2 separate regions of the Homo sapiens genome follow, and region 1 is linked to region 2. Evidence: chromatin loops called from intact Hi-C (ENCODE). Cell type or tissue: heart left ventricle. All regions are shown on one strand. Links, peaks and the distances in the headings refer to the core of each region. The heading gives the core; the rest is flanking DNA. Region 1 has its middle 25 kb from the start of SMCO4. Region 2 has its middle 45 kb from the start of CEP295.

Region 1 (5,388 bases), core at 216-5,215, 49 kb before region 2:
TGAGAGTAAGCATATAAAGTGCTTAGTGGATGCTCAATAAATGCAGTCTATTTTTCATCATCATCATCATCATCGTCATCATCATATCAGTTTGGACAGATAGGAGATAGATCATGTAGATCACTGCAGCCCATGATAAGAAATTTGGGTTTTAATCTAACAACAATTCTGAGTTATTAATGGGCTTTTAGCTGGTAAGGGACATGGTCTGATTTATTGTTTTAAAAGATCACCTGGCTGCTCTGTGCAGGGGGATTAAAGCAGGGTACAGAAGAAAAGGGGAGATAGTTGGGAGGTCTTTGTAATAATCTGGACAGGAACTTAATAACACAAAATGTTTAAACATCCATCTTTTATTTTGTTCATAAAGATGAAATCTATATGTTTTAAGTCTGCTACACAATTTTCACAATTTTGACAGAAGATGTTTGTATTTTCTGATGCCCATGTTTAGTTATGAACATATTTATGTTGGTCTCTCAAGAAGCCCACTGTGGTGTTTTCCACTTCCAGCGACCAATTCACTAATTTTCTGAGAAGCAACTGAGCGTCCTATGATTCAACTAAATTCCAACACTACTCAGAGTTAGTGTCAGATCCCACAAGGTAAAGGCTCAGTCTCACAGTACTACTCGCACTGCAGACACCAGTCACAGGTCCCACGGCACCTGTACTTCTGACTGACTGGCTATAAATCAGGAGTTCCCATGACCCCTCCTAAGGTTTGATAATTTGCTAGGATGGCTCACAGAACTCAGGAAGGCATCTTACTTACATTTATCAGTTTATTATAAAGGATACAACTCAGAAGCAGCCAAATGGGAGATGCAGAGGAGCAAAAAAGGAAGGGTAGCAGGTAGAGTTTCCATACTCTCTCTAGAAGCACGACCCTCCCAGCACCTCAACATGCTCACCAACGTGGAAGCTCTCCAAATCCCAAAGTTTAGGAGTTTTTATGGAGGTTTCATCATATAGGGAACCTCTCTCCCCCTTCCCAGAGGTTAGGGTTTGGGGCTGAAAATTTCAGGCTGCTTATCAAGGTTTGGTCTTTCTGGTGACTACCCCCATCCAAGAGCCTACCAAGAGTTATCTCATTAGAACAAGAGATGTTCCTATCACTCCAGAGGTTCCAAGGGATATGGGAGCTGTGTGTCAGAAACCCTGGGCAAAGACCAAATACATATTTCTTATTATGCCACACCACCATTGGATTAATTTAACTATTTTTATGAGAATACTCTTGTTAATTGCATTTAGAATAAAATACAAGATAAATACATAAAATATGTGAATAGTCTATAAATAGCTGGTAAGAACTGCTAGAATTGCATACCCTATGTGGGGTCAACCTTGTTATTTTGTAATAACTCATTGACTTCCCTGGGTATTACCCTGCATAGGATTATTAGCTCCCAAAGAGCGGGCCCAGTGACTTTTTGCCTTTTTATTGGCAAATGCTTGGCATAATCCCTGGCACATAATAAGTGCTCAATAAATATTTCCCAAATGCATGAATGAATACTATGGAAACACTGCAGTGGAAATGGTCCCACACCACTGCATTCCCGCCTGGGTGACTCTATTTATTGATTTATTTATTTTAGAGCCAGGTTGGCATTAATTTATTTTAGAGCCAGGTCCTTTCCCTCAAGAAACTATTGAAGTAATTGTGGGTTTTGCCACTGAAAGTAATGGCAAAACCATTACTTCTGCACCAACCTAATAGAAACCATTTGGGAAGAAAATAGAGACATGAATACTTAAATAATAATTCTTTTCACAACCGTCACAAGACAGAGATACCAATATGTGGTGAAAGCTCTTAGACTTTGGAGTTAACCTGGACTCTCAATGTGTGTGCTCACTGTGTGCTCTTCGGTGAGTTACTTCATCTCTCTTCACTTTCATGTCTTTTCCTGCAAAGGGTGCTTGTGAGAGACAGATAATTCAGAAAAAGAGCTTAGGGACAGCACCTGAAACAAAGAAAATGCTATCAATTTGAATCCCAAAAAGGATATCATTTTTGTCCTGAATAACACTGGAGCCAAGGCCAGAATATTTGTTTGGGTTAATAAGAAACAAGATTAATAATGAGAAGACGGAAGGCCTGTGTGATTTGGCATCCTGTGAATCTCGGAGGCTTAGCCTCAACCCAGCTGGGAGGTCTCCGGTCGTCAAAAGAGCAACTCACATTGGCAGCCCCTGCTGTGACACCAGGACCTTGGCGGGTCCTCCTGGGGCCCTGCTGTGAAGTGTTGGCTTGGGAATGACCCAGGGCATGGCTGTGGCTGAACCATCTCCAAGAAGCCAGCTTCTCTGCTTTTGGCTGGAGGGAGGTTTGGGTGTCCACTACTGCCAATTTCAGCTGGGCACTTGCCACGTTTTGGCAGCGAAGCTCTGGGAAAATGTGACCTCTTGTTTTACTATATTCTGCACAGGCTCATTGCCAGAGCTGGATTTTGGCCTGCACCATGGAGCTGGTGCACAGCAAGGAAGCAGTGGCTGCTTTACGGAGTGAGTGATTCATTAGCCTAGGCTCCACCCAAGTAGTGTCAAGCAAGCTAACGCTGCCTGTCTGGCCTGTCACCCCTACTCCAGCTGGAATATGGTGCCCACCCAGTAGTTTTCCCTTGCTGTCTTTGCAATACCATGAATTCAAAATGCTGAAAACAAGGCTCAGAGCCAAACCATCATTCTTCCCCTCAGTCCCATCCCTCACCCACCCTTTCCAAACTAACAAAAGTATGTTGCACTTCAGAAAACCAAACAAGAGAAGCCCAGCAGAAAGTAAAGGTGATGTGCCAAGGTGCTCAACCCTTGACACATCAAATTCTTCAACTGCACTCAAATGCTGACACATTTCTAGAGCATGACATTTTTACATAAAAATGAATATGATTATGGGACTCCTTTCTAAGGTTGCCCCAAATCTAGTTCAATGATGCAACCCGTTGCCCTTCCTGTCAATTGTCCATTGTTTCTTCTTTCTATTTACATAACATATTCATTTAAATTAGAATTTATTGTATATTTTATCTTTACTATAAGGAGACAGAATATCATGGTATTGAAGTCCAAGTGATAAAGTCTGATTGCCTGGGTTGGAATCACAGCCACAACACTTACTAATAGGTAACCTAGAGTAAGTTATATAACCTCTCTGTGCCTCAGTTGCCTCATCTGTAAAAATGGGATAAATGGAGTTTTCATGAAGCACAAATAAAATTATTCATGTAAAATACTAAGAGGAGCACCTGAAATACAGGAAGCTCTCAGTGAACACTTGTATTTGGTTTTGAGTATTTGCCAGTAACATTGTTATTCCCAAAACTTCTGATCAGTTATATATATCGTTACCTCTTTTCATTCTTTAGCTCTACTGAGTACAAATATAACAGGCATTTCATTCATTCATTTATCAAACTTTCTAATAGAAAATTTAAGTATTTTAACTTACGATGATTGTACTATTTAGGATTCTCCAGGATATATAGAGAGCTATCCTATATATAGGACACATATAGGAAATTTATAGGAATTGGCTTATGTGATTATGGAGGCTGAGAAGTCCCACAACCCGACATCTATAAGCTGGAGAACCAAGAAAGCCAGTGGTGTAATTTAGTGTACATTGGAACTTCAGCCTTTGGACTGAGATAAGGGGGTAATGGTGTCAATTCCAGCCCAAAGGCCAAAGAACCAGAAGTGCCAATGTCCAGGGTAGGAGAAGATGGATGTCCCAACCTAAGCAGAAAAAACAAATCTGTCCTTCCTCCACTTTTATGTTCTCTTCAGGCCCTCAACAGATTGGAGAATGCCCTCCTGCATTGGTAAGGTCGATCTTCTTTACTCAGTCTACTAATTAAAATACTATTCTCTTCCAGAAACACCATATCAGACACACTCAGAAATAATGTTTTACCAGCTATCTGGGCATCCCTTAGCCCAGACAAGTTGACACATAAAATTAAACAACGCAATCATGACAAAAATAATATTAAATAGTAGCAGTTAATATTTATTTAGTGTTTTCTGTGTGCCAGGCTCTACACTCAGCTATTTATACATATTATCTCATTTCATCTTCATTATTAATGGATTCAAGAGTCTGGACACAGATGGTGCTGGTGTAAGACTAAAGTTTTCACCAGCCTAAAATAAGGATGTTAGAAAGTATTTTTCTTTTTAAAGATATTTCTGTTTAAGGAAATTTATCTTTCTCACTTTTTGGTGTTAGATACTCTTCCTTTTATGGTGACAGTAGATGATAGTTTCTTTTCTGGAACATTCTTACTTGAAAAAATAAAAGGTTAGTACTAGACTTTGGTTTGGATGCATTAAATACAAAAGTCTAAAATCTGTTTCTCACCACAACTCTGTGATATAGATGTTATTATTCCTATTATATAGATAAGAAGCCAAGGCTCAGAGAGGTTAGGTGACTTGCCCAAGGTCACACAGCCAGCAAATGTAGAACCTGGATGCAATCTCAGGATCTAGTTCTTAATTCCTTGACAATCACATTTATTAGTACCTACTACATACAGGACACATATCTCATTTCACTCCCTCAGCAGCCCTGTGAGGAAGTGAGATTCCCTTTTACAGAATAATGGAACTTGCAGAGTTTAAGCATTTGCCATAATTCCACAGTTTGAAAATACGAGGGCAGGATTGGAGCACAGAGCTCTGATTCTAGCTCCCTTTCTCTTTGCAACTACCATGTGCCACACACCATAACAAAAGCTAGACCTATCACAGATAGCTAAGAAACGTGCTCTGTCCTCAAAGGCTCACAGTCTCAGCAGAGACTGTCAACAATTTATTATCATGCCCAAATAAGCACTATAGTGAGGTGTGTCTAAGGCACTTTAAGAGCACTAAGAAGGGAAAAATTAATTCTGAGGCTTTTGCAAACATTTCTGACAACATCATAATATCTTGCTATATCATATTTAAAGAATCCCATGTGAAACTTTGGATTTCATGTGACTGCTTTTTATGAACATTTGGCAGGAAAATCTTTTCCATTAACATGTTTTTGCATTATATGATGCCCTGATTAGTTAACTTGGTGAGAATTTTCTGGCATCTTGTAGACTAACACATTATTTTTTAGTAGCGACAGGGTCTTGCTACATTGCCCAGGTTGGTCTCGAACTCCTAGCCTCAAGTGATCCTCCCACCTCAGCCTGTCAAAGTGCTGGCATTAGAAGCATGAGCAATCACACCCAGCCCCATATTTTATTTTTAAAGTTAGAAAGGATTTTTAATAACAAACACATACACAAAAAAACATAAAACACTAAATCCTCCAGCTTCTGTTGTATCCCAAAGTAACAAAACATTTCTCCTTGTGTCTTTAACTATGGCTAAAGACTGAAGAGA
Region 2 (5,388 bases), core at 245-5,244:
TTTAAATTTATTAATAACTTTATTGCTAAATTAATTAATTTTTAAATTTATTAATAAATTAATTTTTAAATTATTAATAAATTAATTTTTAAATCTATTAATAAATTAATTTTTAAATTTATTAATAAATTTATTAAGAAACTGATTTTTAAATTTATTAAGAAATTTATTAATAAATTAATTTTTAATTTATTAATAAATTTATTAATGATTGACAAATGAATAATAAGAAGGTGTATTCGTTCATTTGGGCTGCTAGAACAAAATACCTTAGACCAGGTAATTTATAAACAACAGAAATGTATTGTTTACAGCTCTGGAGGCTAGGAATTCCAAGATCAAGGCACCAGCAGATTTGGTGCCTGGTGAAGGCTCATACTCTCCTTAAAAAATGGCACTTTCTCACTGTGACTGCACATGGTGAAAGGGGCAAATGGTTCCCTCAAGCCTCTTTTATAAGAGCACTAATCTCACTCATGAGGGCAAAGCCTAAAGGCCCTACTGCTTAATGTCATCACAATGGGGATTAGATTTCAACATGAATTTTGGAGGAACATGAACATTCAGACCATAGCAGAGGGACAGCACAGTTACTAAGAAAAGTGAGGGGATAGCCTCCGCCACTAAGGAAAGTGTTCTGTCACCCCCCTTCCACCCCCAGCTGGTATCTACTGCATTCTCTGTGCACACACAGAATGGCCACTTGAGGCAGACATCCCTAGTTAGCGGTGCAAAGTGCGTGGTCTTTGATGTCAGATAGAACAGAGTTTGAATCATGCCTCTGACCCTAACTTGTTGCATTACCTTAGGCAGATTACTAAACCATTCTAACCCTTAGTTTTCTCATATTAAAAATGGGGATTATAATACCTGATGTATAGCATGTGGTGATTAAATTAAATAAGGTAGGTAAAGGGGGCTATTTGTTGACTAAATGAGTGTCAGACCAGGACCAGGCACTAGGAGTTAATGGCATTCACACACACACACACACACACACACACACACACACATGAACACACACCTCAAAAGACCCAGACACTATTCCTGCCCTCAAGGAACCTAATCTAAACCACTTCTGGTTTGGGACAGCAAGACCTTAGATAGCTATGGACCCTCAAAACCTTCTTGTAATTTCAAATTCCATGTGACTCGTTTGGACCTTAGCCACACCCCTGGACTGGATCCTAGCCTTGGCTGCCCAGGCTTTGGTCTAGGGTATTCTCTCTGCTCCTCTCTCCAGGTCTCTGACCTCCCACCACTTAGTGAACAGCTACTATGCACCAAAGGTTACTATGATAATACTTTATATACATTATCTTCCTCCCCACAACTCTAGAAGGTTGCCCCCATTTTAGAGATGAGAAAATGGAAGCTAAGAGAAATCATGTGATTTGACCAGTTAACGTAAGCAGCAGGAAGTGGAGTCAGAGTTCAAACCCAGATCTGTCTGATTCTAGAGCCCACTCCCTCAAACACTCACAGCCTAGCCTCACAGCCTCCAAACTTTCCCTATTTCAGCCTGGGGTGTCTGGCCACTCCTCTTGGCGATAGCTCACTTCCCAGGACCTGCTCTCTGCCCCCTGGGCTTACCGCTGCAGTCCTTTCTCACCTGACACAACTCCCAGTCCTGGTCCCCACAGCACAACTCTGCTACCACCCATAATGCTGCATGAACTTAAGAAGCTGACAGTGTTTCCTGCCACCCAACATCACCTAACAGATGAGACTGAATTTTTCCAGTCTTCAAATCAGTTTTTTTAGTATAAAGGAAACTTCTTTGGGGATAGTCACTGAATAGCTCAAGCTTCTCTCTCCATCTGAGGAAAGCATTTTTGTTTGGACAGAAAGGAAAACAACATCTTCTCTTATGGGCTAACTCTTGTCTGTCCCTCCTCTGAATTCATATGTTGAAGCCCTAACTCCCGGTGCCTCAGAATGTGATTGTGTTTAGAGATTAAGTCTTTGTAGCAGGGTGCTGTGGCTTATGCCTGTAATCCCAGCACTTTGGGAGGCTGAGGCAGGCGGATCACTTGAGGTCAAGAGTTTGAGGCCAGTGTGGCCAACATGGTGAAACCCCGTCTTTACTAAAAAAATACAAAAAATTAGCCAGGCATGGTGGTGGAAGCCTGTAATCCCTGCTACTTGGGAGGCTGAGGCAGGAGAATTGCTTGAGCCTGGGAGGCAGAGGTTATAGTGAGCCGAGATAGTGCCACTGCACTCCAGCCTGGGTGACAAAGCGAGACTCCATCTTAAAAAAAAGAGATAAAGTCTTTGCGGAAGTAAGTAAATTAAAATGAAGTCATTGTGGTGGATCCTAATCCAATATGACTGGTGTTCTTATAAGAAGAAGATTCGGAGACCAAGCACAGTGGCTCAGACCTGTAATCCCAACACTTTGGGAGGCTGAGGCAGGTGGATTCCTCGAGCATAAGAGTTTGAGGCCACCCCGGGCAACATAGCAAGACCCTGTCTCTACAAAAAAAAAGTACAAAAATCAGCTGGGTGTGGTGGTGCATGCCCGTAGTCCCAGCTACTAAGGAGTCTGAGGTGGGAACATAACCTAGGCCTGGGGAGGTCAAGGCTACAATAAGCCATGATTGTGTCACTGCACTCCAACATTTTTTGAGATAGAGTAAGACCCTGTCTCAAAAAAAATAAAAATAAAAAAGAAGAAGAAGATTTGGAAACAGACCTGGACAGAAGGAAGATGATGTGAAGGCACAGGGATAAGATGGCCATCTGTAAGCTAAGGAGAAAGGTCTGGAATAAATTCTTTTCTCATGACCCTTGAAAGAAACCAACTCTGCTGACACCTTGATCTATCTTACACTTCTAGTCTCCAGAACCATGAGAAAATACATTTCTATTCATCCACTCACTCTGTGGGACTTTGTTACAGTAGTCCTAGCAAATCAATACATCTTCCCACAGTCACCCCCATCACCAGCAAATGAGCTTCCACAACTCTTTCCAAAGGAAGAGAAATCCATCAACAACCACTTGCTCCACAGTGACCAGTAAGGTGTCCGGCATTGTGCTTATGCACAGGAGCTACAAGGTGAGTAAGGAAGGACTGTCAGGAGCATGTGTTCCTTTTATTTTTTTTAACCTCCACATTCATTGGCTAACATAGCCATATCCAGGAATAGCAAATTCAAGGCACATGTATGTACAAAGTTACCCGCACACTCATAACCAGGATCAAGATCCAAATCAACCACTGAACCCTACCCACTGAGCCTGGATCACTGCCTCAGAATCCTTTCTAACACAGAGCTCTATGAATCACTACAAATAAGGCCAGATTCCCACTTGACATGAAACGTATGTGCCCTATGAGGGAGAAGCTCCTTATTGCTTTCCTAATATCTGTTTTCTTCTTCCTTACTGAGACAGCCTGTTTTTATTCAAGTAAAAGCAGCATTTCTCACCTTTTCTTTAATACTGTTCAGTGAAATACAATGGAAGATACTGACGGGAAGTCTCCTCAAAAGGACAAGTGACAATTGTATGCAATCTTATGTTTCCTATTCATCCATTCTACTTTCTGGGATGAAACAGTGATGACTGGAACTTCAGCAGCCATTTTGGATTATGAGTCCATGATGAGGATGGAAGCTAACACTGAGGATGAAGTAAAAGAAAGGTAGAAGAAATATGCTTTCTTGATGATTGTGGAGCCTGCATACCAGCCCTAGATTGCCTACAGCCAGACCCATGTGTTTGAACTATTATTATTTGGGTTTTCTTGTTATATGCTGCCAGACCTAAAATTTATTGATACAGCACCTATGACAATTATTGCAAAATGGCTTACTCAACACCAGTGATCAACTTCTTGCTGTATTCCTCTATTATAGAGGCTGGAAAGCTAAAAATACAAATTCCTGGTTCCCTTCCTTGCAGCTGGGGCAGCCATATGAAATGTAAGCCAGTTCTGCCATTGAATGCAAGCAGAAGTCTGCTGATGATTTCTGAAAAAGACTCTTTCATTTTCTTTCTTCTTTCCACCTGGAATGCAGATGCATGGCTGGGTGGCTCCATGGCCACTTTCGATCATGAGGCAACAAGCATGAGGACAAAGACACCAACAAACAGCCAAGCACCAGGCTCATGCCTGTAATCCCAGAACTTTGGAGGGCCAAGGCAGGAGGATCACGTTAGCCCAGGAGTTTGAGACCGGCCTGAGCAACATACTGAGACCCCATCTCTACAAAAAGTTTAAAAATTAGCTGTGTATGGTGGTGCATGCCTGTAGTGCCAACTACTTGGGAGGCTAAGGCAGGAAGATTGCTTGAGCCCAGAAGTTCAGGGCTGCAGTGAGCCATGATCTTACCACTGTGCTCTAGCCTGGGCAACAGTGAGACCCTGTCTCAAAGAAGAAGAAGAAAAAAAAGACACCAACAACCTAGAGATAGTAACGTGGAAATACAGGAAGGACCCGGTCCTCCATGGCATTAAGCAAGGGTCCTGCACTGCTTATCTCTGGACTTCTTGTTATGGGAAAGAAACAAACCCTATTTGTCTAAGCTACTTTGGATGGGTTTTCCATATTTTGTGGCTGAACACATTCCCCAAACCATCCCTATACTAGCCCTTCAGTTCTCAGCTGAGGCATTACCTTGTCTGAGATCACCCCAAGCCTGGGTGACTGTATTAGCTTCCTAAAGCTACCGTAACAAATTGCCACAAATTCAGTGCCTTAAAACAACGTAAATTTATTACCTCATAGTCCAAGAGGCCAGAAGTCCTAAATCAAGGTGGCCATAGGGTTAGTTCCTTCTGGAGGCTCTGAAAGAGAAATCATCTCCCAGCTGCTCTCCTGGCTTCTAGCAGATCCCAGCAATTCTTGGTGTTCCTTGGCTATAGCTACATTACTCCAATCTGCGTCAGTCTTCATATGCCCTTCTTCCCTCTGTGTGTGTGTGTGTGTGTGTGTGTGTGTGTGTGTGTATGTGTTTGTGTGTTTCCCTTAAAAGGACACCAGTCATTTGATTTAGGGCCCTCCCTAACCCAGTATGACCTCATCTTAACTTGATTACATCTGCAAAGACCCTATTTCCAAATAAGGTCACATTCACGGTACTGGGGTTAGGACTTAAACATGTCATTTGTAGGGACACAATTCAACCCAACGCCCCCTTGGAGACCTGTACTTACCATGTTAGTCACACACCACACTCAATTCATTACACTATGAAGAGCCTATATAATGGGACTTCAGACTGGCTTCTTGTTTCAGCCATCTCACTAATTATTTTAATGATTTTTAGCTCTGCAATAACTCAGTTTCTTCATCAGTTATATGGAAATAAAAATACTTGCTTTGTCTACAAGGTTAACATGCAATGCCACTGAAATAATGTAGATGACACAGCCTTGAAA

The links. A loop is a pair of places that touch in the nucleus more often than their neighbours do. Peaks named below come from ENCODE experiments on the same cell type or tissue, not always from the same donor. Only the 100,000 strongest peaks of a DNase experiment are listed, where the experiment ranks them.
Region 1: a loop joins it to region 2, with 5 times the contacts of the local background. A loop is called at or near these places in 3 of 110 quality-filtered maps.

Annotation. Positions count from the first base shown.
Region 1 is chr11:93,565,250-93,570,637 of GRCh38, forward strand. No RefSeq gene overlaps it. Among named protein-coding and RNA genes, the nearest start is that of SMCO4, 25 kb to the left of the region's middle. In heart left ventricle, for the core only: no CTCF peak of the experiment used is centred there; a DNase peak (open chromatin) is centred at 2,442; H3K27ac peaks cover 627 bases.
Region 2 is chr11:93,613,930-93,619,317 of GRCh38, forward strand. No RefSeq gene overlaps it. Among named protein-coding and RNA genes, the nearest start is that of CEP295, 45 kb to the right of the region's middle. In heart left ventricle, for the core only: a CTCF peak has its summit at 723; no DNase peak of the experiment used is centred there.